2 separate regions of the Mus musculus genome follow, and region 2 is linked to region 1. The links are chromatin contacts, found by Hi-C or POLR2A ChIA-PET in ENCODE. All regions are on one chromosome and are shown on one strand. Each heading gives the region's core, a stretch centred on a gene start or an enhancer-like site at or near the end of the contact. The rest is flanking DNA. Distances are from core to core; before and after follow the strand shown.

Region 1 (2,743 bases), core at 150-2,649:
TTTATGCAGAGCAAGGATTCAGACCCCAGAGAAACAAACTCTCTTTGGGCTGAAGATATAACTCAGCAAAGTGCTTGAGTAGCATGAATAGAGCCCTGGGTTCCAGCCTCAGCACCGCATGATGCCCGCATGGTGGCACATGCCAATCACCCAAAAAGGTGGAGCTAGGTCTCCTTTGAGTTCAAGCTAGCCTGGGCCACATGAGGCTAACTCTCAAAAATAATTTAATAAATAAATAAAATTTGGGTGGGAGGGATAATGGCTCAGTGGTTAAGGACATTTGCTGCTCCTGCAGAGCGAGGAAGGTTGTTAGTCTCAAGCACCCACATTGGTCAGCTCATAAACACCTGTAACTCTAGCTCCAAGGGATCCAATGCCTTCTCCTGGCATCTGAGAGTACTGCACTCTGCCCACAGAAACGCAAAACAGAACAATAAATAAAGAAAAACAAACTCTAGAATCTGTGCTTTTCACTCACCCATATGCACATTAGAAGAGGTAATAGTACAAAGAAATGGGAAAGAAAGATAAGATTTGAGTGTTTGTTTCAAGTTGGTCACATAGACTCGTGCTGGAGAAACACATAGCGCCTACTCAGAAGACCTGGTGGGCACGGTTGATCCCGGATCCTTCGGTGCAGTCTGCAGCCATACTTACCTAACAGTTGGATTTTTCTTTGTAACTCAAGCACCTGTGCGTGCACAGAAGACTTCATTGCATGGAAGGAGGTTGCTGACTTGGGATGATGTGCAGGCCAGGCCTGTGCCCGGCCCATAGACTTGCTTCGGTGAACCTTACTGCCTTTGGCTTTGGAAGAGGGCGCTGGAGCTTGCTCCGGGCTAGTCACCGTGGTGGTCGCGGCTGCCCAGCACAGGGGGGACGTCATGGTGATCGGGTTAAGGTCGGGAAGCCTCTAAGGGGTAGGAGAATAACTACAAGTTGGCCTCTATAATCCAGGATCCTAAACGCTGGTTCCCTAGGCTCTGGGAATGCACTTCTGCTAACTGCCTGGCTGCGGGCCTCTTAGCATCTCCCGGTTGCTAAGTAACTTCCTCCCCCCGCCCACGTTCCCAAGGAAACCGCCCGCGTTACACTCCACTGCTCTTATTGGCTGACTCGGTTCGGAGGGGCGGTCCCACAAAGAGGCCCAGCGAAAGAGAGGCGCGAGCGTAGCGGTCACGTGACGCCTGCGTGTTCGCTGGCAGTGGCCAGTAACCCGCCACTCCCAAGATGGAGGCACGTTACGCCGCCATTAAGCGCTACACTTCCGATCTGTTCTAAGGTTAGGTCTTCATGTTCCTACTCAAGATGGCCGCCTCAGCGCCCGCACACGCACTCTTGCCACTCCTAACATGGCGTCCCGGAGTTGCCGTTCGCCAAGAGGGATGAGCAAAACGGAAGTGACGTATCCGGAGCGTTCCGTTCTCTTATTCTACTGCAGGAACCGTGGCTGCTGAGCTAACCTGGTGTGGTGGCTATTGACCTTTGCCTCTACCTCGCGTAGGTGATGAAGTAGCGATGGGAGGAAGGCACCCTAGTTTCTTATAGGTTGCAGCAGGGTGGGTGGTGTGGAGGGATCGTAAATCCTTTGAACCTTTGGCGGGAGTTGCCCATTTCACCTCTTTACCGAGAGACCTATGGTTTTGAGTTCACTTTGAGACTCTTCCACTGGCTCGGGGCGGAGAGACGCCCCTTGCCCTTGCACTTCCAACTCCGATTGTGCCCTCCTTTTCCGGAAGCAGTGGTGAGGCCGGTCTTGGGTAAGCTGCCTTCTCCCAATGATTAGATGCTTCTTCATTCTTTCCTACAGTGAGAGGCCATCGCGTATCTTCCTGCCGCATAACACACTTCCGGTCTCGGCCCGGACGGGATGCTGCTGCTGCTGCTACTACTACTACCCCTCTGTTGGGCTGTAGAAGTTAAGAGACCCCGGGGCGTTTCCCTCAGCAGTGAGTCTCTTCTTTGTGCATCGGGAGGGGCGTTTCAGCCTTTTTCCTCCGTTTCCCGTAGCATTTCAGCTGGTGAGTGAGTGGGACAGAGGTAATATTTATTTAAGATCTGAGCAGAGCTTCTTGTTTCCCTCACCAGACCATCACTTCTATGAAGAATCTAAACCTTTCACCTGTTTGGACGGCACAGCCACCATCCCATTCGATCAGGTGAACGACGACTACTGCGACTGTAAGGACGGTTCAGATGAGCCTGGTGAGCGTTTGCATTTGCCCATCGCCCATTAAATGAGCCTGCTAAGCGCAGATGCCCCAAAGAACTTGGATCTCACTCTCCTGTTGCTTCCTGCTCAGTGAGCAGAAGCAGGCACAGAAACAAGATCCCTGTTGGCTTGGATTAGCTGAGGGGCAGTGTTTGTAGGTGCCAGTCCTGGTTTCCATTCCCTATCAAAGGAACAAATGTCCAGGTGTATGACCAAGTCAGCAAATGTCATTGCAGGAACCATGAATGGCATTCAGGAGGAGGTGAGGTTTCGAGTCAGGAAGAGCCAACAGAAGACCCTCTCAGAAGTGGGAGGAGGAGGGAAACTGAATGGCCTTCTAGGGATTGATGAAGGCAAAGAGGAGTGGAGGGGAGTTGCCTGGCCTTTTTGAAGGGCCTCCGGAGAAGCTGGGGAATACTGGAGGATTGTGTTGCTGGCCCCTGAAGATACAGTTTCTTCTTGGTTGTGCTTTAGTTTATTTTTGTTCTGGAGACACAGTCTCTGGTGGCCCAGCCTGGCCTTGAGCACACA
Region 2 (2,743 bases), core at 146-2,645, 49 kb after region 1:
ACGCCCGGGCTGCGGGGTGGAGGTCCTAGGGCTCGCTTGAGGCCAGGTCCAGGGGGCCTAGGGGCGGGGCCTGGATGGGCGTGGCACGACAGGGCGTGGCATGTCGGGCGGGGCCGTGAGTTCGGGAGCTGACCAGCTCCGAGGCTGCTGAAAGCAACCGTGCGCCGGCCAGGCGGCCCGATTTGCGGGCGCGTTCAAGGTCACCCTGCGGCCCGGAGCCCTGACCGGGGAGGGCGCGTGCAGCAGGCCCTATGGAGTACTGCTGCAGCCCCGGACGCCCTCACCCGGAGGCAGCGGCCGGGGAACGGGGAGCCCCCCTCCCGCACTACCCCCCCCCCCGCAGCCCCAAGGCCCCGCGCGAGGCTACGGCCCGGCGGAGAAACAAAGGGATCACGGCGGCCGCCGCGAGGCCTCAGGGCGCCCCCTCCTCTTCCCCTCCCCGCTTGCCGCAAGGTCGACGGGGTTCGAGGACGAAGATGCCCGCCTTTCGGGTGCGGCTCGGGCTTAGAGCAGCGCGATCCGACGCCACCCGCCTCTCCATCTCCCCTCCCCCCCAAAAAGCTCTCAGAGAAGGCCGAGTGGCATTACCCGGACCAACAGTGGGAGATCGTGGCCCTTGTCCTCCTGGGCGGCCTGCGGGTCTGGGCCTGGGATGCTGGAAGCATCCTCCGCCGCCGCGGCCCCTCCCCCACAGCCTTCCAGTGAGGAGCCACAAGGACCACCGGGTGGCTGAGGGCACCCTGTACACAGCCTGGCTTTCCAAAGCCTCTCGAACCAGGCTCCACTCCCCAAAACTCCGGATGCAGCTCTGGCCACTCTCAGGCCCGAGGCGCGGTACTACCCCCCCCCCTCCCCTAGGCCTAGCTAGGCCTGGTCCTACCCCCCCACTCCCCGCGTTTCCGTGGAGCCAGCCTCCGCCCCTCCCTCCCGTGTTCGTCTCGCGGCGACAAGGGAGTACCTACAGTGACCATTCTTGTGTGCCCGGCGGGCGCGGTCCGTATCGAGGGCGGCTCCGGGGGTCGTGCACTCCTAGGGGGGCGCCTGGTGCTCACGCCGGGGTCCCGCCCGGGCGTCTGCGTCTGCGGCCGCTGCAGAGGAGGAGATGGAGGCGGCGGCGCCTTCGAAGGCCGGGAACTGACCCGAGCCTGGGGATGCGCGCTTCGACGGCCAGACCCCCAGCGGCAGGTGGATGGAGGGAGCGGGCACGCAGTGGAGGGTGCCCGGAGCGCGGCCCCGCCGGGCCTGAAGAAGTCGCTCTTTCTGTGACTGAGATCTCGGCAGCTCTGCCTTCTGCGGCGGGCCCTCAGTTCGGCCTGTCCCGTGCCGGGTGATGGGTCCTCTCCTCTCGCCCGCCCTCCCTCCCTCCCACCGGCCCGCGCTGCGCGCTCCGCGCTCTGGGTCGCACTGCCGCCGCCCCCAGCCCTTTATAGAGGCAGCTGCCAGCGCCGGCGTCGCTCATTGGCTGAGACGGTGGGTCTCCGCCTCCTCCCGGCTCCCGACGGCGCGGCAGGTGGAAGCGAGTGCGGGCCTAGACTCTGCGTGCCAAAAGAGAATAGGATGAGGCATCAGATCTTGGCTCTTTCTTGCCTGCGGACTCTGACTCTAGTCTTGACACCACTCTCGAGTATTACTTTAGCTTTGCCGACAAATTGGGTTCCCCTCTTCAGTCCAGCATCTAACTCTGAAGGGGTAAAAAACAGCCTTTGGTGACCCAAACACAACCAGGGGTGCATGGGTGATGTCTGGGAGGGCTGGGAAAGGGCAAACACTCAGACCCAGACCCGTTCTGCTAGATCCGAAGTGAACAGTTTTTGTTTCCACATGGCCTCTGGTGATATTAGAATACTAGGTGTGGTGAGCCAGGAAGGTAGTTTGAGTCTAGCATGGGCTACACAGCACTTTATGCTGATCTGGGCTACATAGCAAACTTCAGGCTGTTGCGTGCTGCTTAGGAGACCCTGGGTTTTTTTTTTTTTAATTAAAGAACAAAGAAAAGAAAATCTAAACAAACAAACAACAACAACAACAAAAAAACCCAAACCAAACCAACCAACCAACCAAACATAAAACAAAAGTAAGGTGAGCACGATGTAAGGCTAACTTTAGAAGATAGTCAGAGTGATCAAGAGTTCAAAGCCAGCCTGGGTTACATAAGACCGGTTCTCAAAAATAAATAAAATAAAATAAAACAAAACAGAAGGCTGCAGGAAGCTGGAAAGATAGCTCAGCAAGAAAAGGTTCTTGCCATACAGGCCTGGAAATCTGATGTTTGTTTGTTTGTTTTTTGAGACAGGGTTCCTCGGTGTAGCACTGACTGTCCTGGAACGTCCTTGATAGGTCAGAGTGGCCTCCAGCTCAGGTATCCATCTGCCTCTCCCAGGTGTTGGAATGAAAGATATTTGCCACCATGCTAGGTAGCGACCTGAAGTGTGATCCCCTGAACCCATGTAAAGAAAGAAAGAGAGAATCAACTCTACATGGTACACACACACACACACACACACACACACACACACACACACACACGCACATGCACACACACTAATAGTAATAAATTAAAAAAAAATGGGTTGAGGATTGGTTCAGTTACTAGCCCATGAAACCCCAGATCCGATCCCTAGCACCACATAAACAAGCCTGGAATCACAACACTGGGGGTGCTGAGGCAAAAGGGTCAGAATCTTAAAGTCAGGGTCAGTTATGTAGTGAATTCCAGGCCAGCCTAGGCTACATAGACCTTGTA

What was found. A loop is a pair of places that touch in the nucleus more often than their neighbours do. ChIA-PET counts read pairs that join two places held with the same protein, here RNA polymerase II (POLR2A).
Region 2: a map of left cerebral cortex shows a loop between it and region 1 (3-fold over the local background). The contact joins the promoter of Elavl3 here to the promoter of Prkcsh in region 1. A Hi-C loop is called at or near these places in 6 of 37 maps with a recorded cell type or tissue (adrenal gland, gastrocnemius, left cerebral cortex and 1 more). POLR2A ChIA-PET finds 5 or more read pairs at or near these places in 2 of 5 experiments (both embryonic stem cell).

The regions. Positions count from the first base shown.
Region 1 is chr9:22,001,589-22,004,331 of GRCm38, forward strand. Prkcsh (protein kinase C substrate 80K-H) reads left to right here and starts at 1,400. Exons shown (of 18, transcript NM_008925.2): 1 at 1,400-1,500; 2 at 1,811-1,949; 3 at 2,089-2,205. The coding sequence starts at 1,871. Ccdc151 (coiled-coil domain containing 151) reads right to left here and starts at 1,046. Exons shown (of 13, transcript NM_029939.3): 1 at 658-1,046. The coding sequence starts at 886.
Region 2 is chr9:22,050,628-22,053,370 of GRCm38, forward strand. Elavl3 (ELAV like RNA binding protein 3) reads right to left here and starts at 1,396. Exons shown (of 7, transcript NM_010487.2): 1 at 963-1,396. The coding sequence starts at 971.